Regions from separate parts of the Mus musculus genome. Here region 2 is linked to region 1. A link is a contact called in ENCODE Hi-C data. All regions are on one chromosome and are shown on one strand. The core of a region is the stretch at or near the end of the contact, and the rest is flanking DNA. Distances in the headings are between cores, read along the strand shown. Region 1 overlaps Fli1 (Friend leukemia integration 1). Region 2 overlaps Ets1 (E26 avian leukemia oncogene 1, 5' domain).

Region 1 (5,064 bases), core at 886-3,385:
AGCAGTGCAGGAAGCAGAGGGCACGGGCTAATATGCATGTCACCATGTGGCTTCTGGTCACAGGCTAACCCTACTTTCGAGCCTGCGTGAGCTACAAGAGCAACAGGAAATGGCAAGGGGTATATATAGCCACATTGTGTTTATCCAAAGGTGCTGTTTTGCACCGATGATGAACTTCTTAGGTTGGAAAGGACACAGCATCCTCCTTTCCCCCAAGGGCCTCTTTCCCTGAGCAGCACGTGTGGAATGAGTTCCTCCCCTTGGGAAGGAAGAGGGACATTGGACCTTCTTGGCATCTTCACTTTCATGTGACAGGGCTTGTCCACTTTCCTCTCGAAAGGGTTTCTGGATACATTCATCGGAGGTTCATAGTAGGTGGGAAATGACAATAGGACAATTGAGGATGAGCCTCTTTACACAGTACCTCTGGAAAAAACATTCATTCTCTGAACTGGGTCCTCCCCCCAAAAACACTAATTAGATTCTTTGTTTCTTCTTGATGCATTGCACTGGCAAATAATTCATGCACCTCTTCCTGGTGTAGCCGCTATATGTCCCTTGGTTTGGCGGCTTTGAGATCCTACCATAGGCATCGGCAGCAGAAAGTCCATAGAATGAGATTTCAGTGACCCCAAACCCTAGACTTCCTTTGTTTCCTAAGGCACCATCAGAAGGAAAATCTGAGTCCTCTGAGTTCGGCCTACGCTGTGTACAGAGCCCTTCTTTGCTGCTGTGAAAGCCAGTGAATCAGCCGGGAGCCTGGAATCTGCTGCAGGTCCTCTGTATTGGCAGAGGGCTTCAGCTTCTCTTGTTGGCTCTTTACTCAGGCCTCCTCTCTACTCAATGAGCTCAGGAACAAGGCTTAGGGATGGTGAGATTGAGGAGGGACTGACTCATGTAGGTGGGCATCGGAGCTTTAGTCTGCATATGCATACTGCTCACCTGAAGAACTTAAGAATTTTTTCCCAAGGACTGTGGGATATTGAGGATAAAAGGAGATGCTATAAGTAGAGACCATTTAGATAGCACAGTGCCACACAGCGAGTGCTTAGTGCACGCTCATCAAAATGGAGTTAGGGATGGAGGGATCCTGTGGAGAATGGGTCTGCATTTCAACATGTATACACCCTAAAATTTCTCATGCTAACTTGGTTGGCCAACTCCTTCAATAGGGATAAGCTGTATGTTCCCATAAGGAATATTTTGCAGTTAAGTGTGGCAATGGCAAAATTGTGTGCAGAGCACTTTCTGATACAGCACCACATAATAAATGAGACTTCTAAAATTCTCATCTCCTCCTACTCTGAAAAGGCACAGGATGCATGTTGGGAAAATAAGTGAGCGAGCGAGCTCTTAGCACAAACATTTGGGAGGATAAGACTGAAACTTTTCCCAGCTTCTGAGTTCTGCTGAGATGCCAAGCTCTTCCTAAGAGCCCGATTTGCAGCGCAGAGGCGAGTGCCTCTATTTGAGCACTTTAAGAAAAAGTGTGGGGCAGTCGTGAGAAGCAGATGGCTCAGTGGGTAAAGTGCTTGCTGTGAAAGCATGGGGACATGCATTTAGAACCCCAGTGCCCACATAAAAGCCAGCAGTGGTGGTGACTACCTGTGTGGGGCTGGATAGCAGGCAAGCTTCAAGTTCAGTGTGAGACCTTGGCTCACAAGGTGGAGCATGATAAAGGTAAGATTCCCAAAGCTAACCTCCAACACACACACACACACACACACACACACACACACACACACACAAACACACACACACACACACACACACGAGTGCATCTGCACAAGTGTGCATCCACTACACAGATACACAGACACACACACACAAAGAAAACAAACAAAATGGTAAAGACCTCTATCCAGTGTGCTTTGTACCTGGTACAAGAAAGCCAAAAACAGTAAAAGAGGACCCAGGATTTTCTGAGCCTTGTGTGCAGGTTGGACCCTCTGGATGGCCCTGCATCTTCCACAGCAAGTTTGTATATCCCGCTAGCTTCCACCCTGGTCTCTTTCTTTGCCTTCCCCACTTATATACTGAGTCCCAAAGCCATTGTTCGTTCTCACTTCTGAAAGCTAAGCACACAGTGGCAGGCCCCAAGGCCTGCGGCTGTGTGTGCCTGAGATTAAGATTTTTATCTGCTCTCTGACAATGTGCAGAGGAAATCCTGTTCCTAAACTCAGGGCCGTGAGAGGAGCGCGGCCAGCAGTTCTTCCCTCCCACCTGGGAGAGAGATCAGGACACCTGACCTGCCAGGAACATGGGCTCATTGTTTATACATAGAAAAAGCTCTTTTCCGGTCTCAGTTAATCAACTCCTCTCCTACATTTTTTTCTTTGAGCCGCAGAGCATAACAGTCTCTTGGCAGAGCTGGGTTGGGGTCTTAATGTACTAGCAGATAAGGTCCCCACGGAGGAAATGCGAACTACTGTCTAGTAAGATTTAGGAAAGAGCTTTTCCACTCTCCGTGAACCAGGAGGTTCACAGGCAGCCATATCCTCACTGCATGGACCCAGTGTGGCTCTCAAGCACTAGGAGAAGACTCCGTGCTAAAGGGCGGGTTCTCTGGTGGTCAGAGATGAGGTTGTGGGAAGCTGTAGGCTCTTCTCTTTCCCTTTATCCCTAGGGCTTAGTGGGCAGCTACTCTCACAGACAAGCTCCGGGTGACAATTAGGGGACTAGTAGAAGGTCCCTATTTTGTATGTATGGCTTGTCATATTCCTGGCTAACGTAGGCAATGCAGGCGTGCTTGGTAGTTGGAGATGCCTGTTGCTACAGGAGGACACTGAGGACACACGCTCTTTCCCGGACTTGAAGGAAGATATCCTAAGACAGAACTGCCTGGGTGTCTACCCCCAACTCTGCTTTTCCTATCGCTCCTTTCACTGCAGAGCTGGAGTGGATCTGGATCATCTGCAAATCTGCCAGGATGCCCAGGGCTATGAGCAAGAAGAAGAAGGTGTAGAACTTGCTGGGGGCAGGTGCTTACTCCCACAGAAGCACTGCGGTTATAGAAGAAATGACGTGAGCAAAATATCAGTGTTAACTCTCAGAAAACTGCCCAGCAGCAGCAGAGGTGGGGTGGGGTGGGGAGGAGGATGGGGAGAGAAAGGAGAGAGAGGAGAGGGAGGGGAGAGAGAGGGGAGAGAGAACACCGTCTCTAGAAGTGACCTGCCTGAGACCTTGCCCTCTGGCCTCAGTACCTTCATCTTTACAAGGGAACACACAGAGGACTGCTGAGACCTCTGTCTCCAGCATCCCGCCCCCTGAATTAGAATTGTCATTGAACTGATGAAGTCATACTCTCCCTGCTGTAGCGGTAAGGGGAAGCTGGGAGTGTGAAGCCTTGGCCACCTCACCTCCAGGTGCAGGTGTGGCTGAGTTGTCGCTGCCTCATTCGCAGGGGCAAGAGAAAGAGCAGCAACAGTATTTCTGTGGAGGAAGTGTGTTGGTAAACCCCAAGACGCCAGAGTATGCACTTGGGCCTGCCCTGATTCATCTTAAAGCTGAGCTCTGACGAAGGCTCATGGGAGGACCACTTTTCTGTTTTGTCTTGTTTTGTTTCAGCTCATGGGGAAAATGGACTTGCTCATCAGTCTGGAACTGGACAGAGAGGAAGTGGCTCCTGGGTGGGAAGCTATACTTCTGCCGAGCACAGGACAGAGGAGAAAGTAGGAATGCCTCCCCTCCCTTCCCCTTCAACTCCTCCGGACAGGAATAAGGCAAGAAAGCCTGGCCTGAAGAACAGGAGCCCACCCTGCTGTGAGAGGAGCTTCAGCCAGCTTCAGGGATGGGGGTATGGATGCAGGGGTGTGCGAGAGCTGAGAAAGCATCTCTTCCTAGCTCCACAGTCAGAAACATCATCCTGGTAGCCTGGCATCAGCCTCAGAGCAACCATTTGCACCATGGAAATAGGTGAACACTACACAAATCCAGACGGTAGGTTGTTCCACGTTTATCAGCACACGTGTGGCTGGAAATTTCTGCTTCTCATTAACTCCATTCAGCGTTGAGCCATTCACTAAATCTTGGTAGTGAGGGCTCAGTCTGCAGCAGACTAGCCTCAGAGGCTGATATTTAGCTCTACAGACAAGCATCAATTAGATCCAGCCTTTGAGCTGTGTGCAGATCTGGGCTGACTTCATCACAGGAACACATGGAGACGGAGACCGATTGGCTGAGCTCAGGATCTAGGCACCCCCAAGCTACACTTTCCCTTTTGAGAACTTGAAGCCGTTTCCCCTAGCTGTCATTCTGGCCTGTGAGCAGTAGACCTTGTTTTCCCAACCACTCGAACACTCAGGAGCCCTTCTTTATCAGGTAAGGAACTAAACACTTTGTGTCCGTTATCTCCCTGTATTTCATCCTCACCAGAGCCTTATGAAATAATTTCCTCATTTTACAGTTCAGGGAGGTGAGACCTGTGAGGTTGACCAGATTATAAGTGGCCTCGCTCAGAGGTGAACTCAGACTTGACTGGATCCAGGGTGTGCTCGTTCCAAAGTGGGTGTGCCCAGACCACACTTCTGATGTCAATATCGAACATGACTCTTCCTTGAAAATTTACCTCAGTCCATTGATACTAACTCTGAACATGACTGTCAAGTGAGACACAGCTTCCAGGGCCACTGTGTAGCCACAGCACCCTTCCCAAAGACATGCCACCTCCCCCACAGTATATAGTTCCTCTTCCCTCTGCCCCAGCCATGGCCCTGCCCCTGCTTCAACCTCTACTGAAAACTTACTTCCTCCCTTGGAGCTTTCTCTCATTAACCCCACCCAGTGTTGGTCAATTCATCCACTTTGCTTTTATTCTAATAGGTAGTATTTAAATTCACCCCAGAATGCTTTTTCCTGTTTTTACCACTGGGGTGCATTGGGATTTTCTTCCTTAACCTGTCCCTCCTATTAAAGTCCTGCAAGATCTGTACCTGAGTCACCTGGCTAGGGCTATGTCTGTCTGTAGGCTTCCTATTCAGAGTGGAGAAGCTCTTGACCTGGTCAGATGACTCAAATATCTGTCTTGTTCTTGCCAAAGAGGCTCCTCTCAAGAACTATAAGCAG
Region 2 (5,239 bases), core at 723-3,222, 200 kb after region 1:
ATGACAGAATCAATCAGGTACATATTTTTAAGGGAAGAAATGGAAAATAACTTAGTCAGGTATTTATGTCTGTAGATGACTTTTTTCTCAATAATTTAATTATTTTTCTTCACTTTACATTCTGATCACAGCTCCCCCGCCCCCAGTCACACCTACAAATCTCTCCTCCCTTCCCCCCACCTTGGGTACCACCCTATCTTGGGATATCTAGTCCCAGCAAGACTGGGTACATCCTTTCCCACTGAGGCCCAACCAGGCAGTCGGGTAGGGGAAGGGGGGTCTAACAGCAGGGAACAGAGACAGAGACTGCCCATGCTTCCCTTGGTAGGGGACTCACAGGAAGACCGAGCTGCTGCACATTTGCTATGAATGTAGGAGGCCTAGGTCTGGCCCCTAGATGATTCCTGCTTGATAGCCCAGTCTCTGTGAGCCTCCGGGTGATTGTTTTTAAGGCTTTAGAAGCTTCTACTACGTGCCAGGCCTTGTGCCTGTTCCTAAAGGAATGATTTATTTGTGTGTGTGTTGTGTGAACGAAACTCAAATTTTCCTAAGGTCATTCATTGTCATTCATATTCAAAATAAAAATATATGATAAGTCTGAATTTAAATTATACTTATAGTGTGATAAACTTAATTATAAACTTCTGTTTATAATTATACTGATTCTTATTTTTCTTGGTATTTTTATCTAACCTTTAGATAAATTCCTTATATTTTGTGTAAGTTGTCTTACACCATCCAGATACTACTCATGTGTAGAATTCAGTGGAGAATAATCAGGACTGACTAGAGGGACCTATCATCAGAGTAAAATTAAGTATTATTTATGAAATATAAAGTTTACTTTGTAAGTTCAACTTCAGAGGGGGCAGACACACACACACAAACACAGACACTCACATAGATAGACAAACAGACACACAGAGAGAGGTAGACAGAGACAGACAGACACACACAGGGAGGGAGAGAGAGAGAGAGAGAGAGAGAGAGAGAGAGAGAGAGAGAGAGAGAGAGAGAGAGCATGAGTGAGCTCCTGTCAGGAGGATTCTAGCCATATCAGTGTACCTGCTTGTATGACTCTGGGAAAAAATAATTTCATTTATTCTGAATCTCACTTTCTTTTCGGTTTTTTGAGACAGGGTTTCTCTCTGTAGCCCTGGCTGTCCTGGAACTCACTCTGTAGATCAGGCTGGCCTCGAACTCAGAAATCTGCCTGCCTCTGCCTCCCAAGTGCTGGGATTAAAGGCGTGCACCACCACGCCGGGCTTTGAATCTCACTTTCTTAATTGGCCAAGTAAGTCACTTAGAAAAGCTAAGGTTTCTCTTAACACTGATGGCTTGTGACTTTGGGCAACAGTAAAGGCTGGTAAACAACATAGACTGCTATTGATGAGGTAGACAGGTCACTACTTTGACTCAGTCACTGGGGAGTTTTTGGGTACCTCTGTAAAGGGCAGCTTGTACAAGAAGATATTAGGAATTGTGCAAAGCTATCCCAACGATCACATGTAACAGGCTTCCCAGTTAATGCCTGGTTTCAACTTGTCTGGGATCATTTCTGAATATGTCATTTCAGGTAGTGCTGGGCCAGGAGTCATGTCTTCCAGTACAACAGCTTCCTTTTCTGCATAATCATTGGCCACAGGGCCAGCTAAAGGCAGTTCCAGGGAGGGGTCTGAATTGGAGGAAGACATAATGTAGGTTAGGAGTCTGGTAGGCAGAGCAACGAACCCAGCTGTATCCTCACAGCTGCCCATGCGGTCTGAGTAATGACTTATTTCATGGAAGCTGCCCCTTCTTGTTGCTCTGTTCTGTTGAGAAACAGTCCCCTCCTGCAGCTGGAATGTACTCCGCTGTGAGGCATCTCAGCACCTTTTCCTGACAAGCCTGGTGAGACAAGGTCCTCACTGCCTGTTTGCACAGAGGGAAGGGCCCATGCCTGCCTGTGGGACTGTTCACAGGTGCTTCCTGGGCAGCAACCGGCTGACCCCTCCATGGGCATGGCCTGCCTGGTGGAGTTGGGGGCAGGCAAGATGCCACCTGCTTTGACTTCCCAGTCATCCAGGAAGCTCTAACTGTGTGCTGGTGTGTCAACAGCGACCCTCTCGCTTCTCAAAGGCTCCCTTTGTGGCTGGCTGTGGCGTCGCCTACGCATGTTTGTTATCTGTGATCTCATTTTATTGATGTTATTTCTACATTTTGAGAAAGATCTGTGACAGTTACCCCTTCTTTGGGAAACAAGGGCCTAGGTACAGCTTGTTGATTTGGAAGGAAAACCAGGAAGACTGCCATTGAGTTCTTATCAGAGGGCAGATCTAACTCCTACCCATCTTTATTTTTTTGGTGCTGTTGTGGTGTTCCCCCCCTCCATGTGTGTGTGTGTGTGTGTGTGTGTGTGTGTGTACATATATACATACATATATTTGTATATTAGGTTTTGAATACTAGGTATGCGGCAAAGACCCTGATTGTCTTATCCTACTCTGTAGTAGTGAAACGTTTATTCCCGTTTCATAGATAAGAAAGTGAGATGTTAAAACCTTATCACAAAGGTCCTAAGCACACATTCAAACCCAGCAGTAGCCAGTTCTAAAAATCACATGGATGATATCAACACGGTTTTTGAAATACTTAGATGTTGAATTCGGAGGGGACACTGAGATCTGCTGTGCATGTTTAGCAGTCTGCCTAAGTACTGCCTTGTAATTTGGTAATGTGTTACAGTTTGACACACGCCTTTACCCAGCAGAGACCCCAGTAATCCCTATGAGTTGCCGATATTTTGTGAAAAAGGAGAGTATACAGAAGGGATGCCAAGTTGTTCTCTCAGTGCCACATGCACCATATGGTAAAACCACAGCTGGACTTTGTCAGATGTCCTGATGGCTCCATTTAGCCACCCAGCTTATATATTTCTCTTGTGTGGTGAGTGCCTCCACAATAGTCATAATAACCACTAACATGAGACAGAAATGTCAGCAAGGCAGTCGCCCCTTTTTTGTTGCTGCAAGTACCCTTCCTCTACATCTTCAGTGAGTCTACATGGGTGCTAACTAGAGATCTGGGAACAGGGTGCCCAGACCCTTGATGTCACATCTAGGAAAGTGGCAGAGATACCCAAAATACCAGGAGCAGACAGGAAAGTGGCTTGCTCTGTAGGGCACTGGACAAACTAATGTGCACTTTTCTTTGGAGAGAGGTTGACTTTGGACCTTAAGAAGGTTGAGTTTTGTTGTTTTGTTGTTTTTTTGTTTTTGTTTTCTTGGTTTTCTTTTGTATTTTTATTCCTAAGAGATTTGAAAAGAATCCCCCAGCCCTGTTTTCCTGTATTAAACTGAAATGTGCTTTGCTTGGGCCTTCTGTGCCTCCGTGTGTGTAGAGTGAGGTGGATTTTTATGAACAAAGGGAAAGTCAGACAGCTGGAGGTTGCTTCTAAACACAACAAAACAGAGTAGAAAAATTTGAATGTCATAGTACGTGTTATATAAAAGAACTGTGCCCGAGAGGCATACCAGAATTAATGACATCTTAGATGAATGGTGTATTCTTCCTATTCAAAACAGAAGTACCATTTAAGCTGTGGCACCAGGTATAGGTGTGTGTGTGTGTGTGTGTGTGTGTGTGTGTGTGTGTGTGTGTGTTCACTCAGAAACTAGTTAGATTGGACCAGATCTCTAATTATTCTTCTTAAGACATGTCAGTACCCTTGCCTCCTCTCCTTGTTTTGATCTTGCTGGAAGCAAGCTAAATGACAAACTAACTGTTGACCTGAGAAGTATTCCCTTGGGCTTGCTACTATTTTCTTGCAAATGCATATCAATCCTAAGTAGCTGCCCAATAACATGGTGTTCCCTGGAGGACTACGTGGGGCGGGGGTGGGGGTGGGGGGTAAGGATGGGAAGGAGGTGGTGGTACAACAGCTTATAGCAAAAACAGAAAGAAGAGCTTTAAGTTTGGCACTTTCTAGTCTGGGCACTCAATTCTTGTCAGGAAAATTTTAGAACACATATAAAGTAAATCTTAATGCATCCAGAAGGTGACTCTCCTCTTCAAACCAGGATCAGTATCTGATGTAGAACCTCCCACTTACAAGTAGCTCACAGCAGGCCTAAAGGATCAGTCCTTGATCTTATCATGCCTGACCTGAAGAGTTCCTCTGCTGTGCACTGAGCTGTCGGGAAGAGGTTGTCATCTTGTGTCCTTCTGAGGCCTGAGTCTGTTTTGACTCCAGGCCTCCAGGTAATTGTTACCTGTGCATAGTCTCTGTCTTCTTGAAGGATGCTGTTCTGAGTAGGCTGACACTCTTTGGGAGAAAGGGTAGGAGAGTTAACGAGTTCATGTTTAGAAAATGCCCGAGTCGAGTCACTGTTGATGCAGGGAGAGTTGTTTAATTAGTGGGAGATCTGATACAGACTGGTGATGCTCAATACGATGAACTCTCCAAGGTGAGTCACATTGAGTCACATGTGTGTGTCCAGGAAGCATATCCTTGATTTCATATAGATCAAGAGTTCCACTACCCACTTCCCTTGTCTCCTGACAGAAATAAAACACTCTGCAAAATGGTTGGCCATCCCTTAGATTTTCTAGACATAGCTGTTCCTGTAGCGTAAGCGATAAGAGAAATTTGTGTTTGTAGAGTACCAGGTATGTGCCAGGTACTTCATAAGCTTTACAGAAGCACTCGTATCTGTACGTTAGCTACCTCTGTGAAGTTAATTGTTTCATCCCCAGTTTTTCCATATAAGAAATGGAATCGCAGAAAATTTCCAATAATTTACTCAGGACCACAAAGGCTCAATGTCCCAGATCTTTATTTGGAGCTTGATCACAAAGCCCAGCCTACATAGAACACCCATTTGGAGAGAAACCTTGACTCCTGGGATGCTATTTTCTGTGTAATATTTTCTTCTAAGAGCCTCATTAATATCAATATTAGGCAAAAAAAACCCCATTCAGTTGTCTATAAATGTATGCCATAAGGATGGATTTAGGTGATTCCTAGCACATATTTTCAAGTTCAAGATGGATAAATGAAAGCACCCTTGGTAAACTTGCACACCGAATTTGTGCTTTGCCCTCCCCCACCCCCTCCCCCACCCCTCTTTGCCGACTGGGAAACCAAGGAATGAAGTGAGAGCTCAACGGTGCCTGAGAATTTTCCAGGGAGGGGACAGAAGTTTAGGCCTTGAGGCCACTTGATGCAGCAGGAATGTTTGTAGAAAAATAAACACACACG

What was found. A loop is a pair of places that touch in the nucleus more often than their neighbours do.
Region 2: a loop to region 1 is called in a map of T-helper 2 cell, with 2.9 times the contacts of the local background. The contact joins two enhancer-like sites. A Hi-C loop is called at or near these places in 6 of 37 maps with a recorded cell type or tissue (T-helper 17 cell, T-helper 2 cell, regulatory T cell and 1 more).

The regions. Positions count from the first base shown.
Region 1 is chr9:32,504,181-32,509,244 of GRCm38, forward strand. All of the region lies in intron 1 of Fli1 (Friend leukemia integration 1), which reads right to left. Among named protein-coding and RNA genes, the nearest start is that of Fli1, 35 kb to the right of the region's middle. Within about 2 kb of position 2,136, at least 1 of the 3 ENCODE cell types and tissues checked has a DNase peak (open chromatin) inside an H3K27ac peak, as active enhancers do.
Region 2 is chr9:32,704,264-32,709,502 of GRCm38, forward strand. All of the region lies in intron 3 of Ets1 (E26 avian leukemia oncogene 1, 5' domain), which reads left to right. Among named protein-coding and RNA genes, the nearest start is that of Ets1, 71 kb to the left of the region's middle. Within about 2 kb of position 1,973, at least 1 of the 3 ENCODE cell types and tissues checked has a DNase peak (open chromatin) inside an H3K27ac peak, as active enhancers do.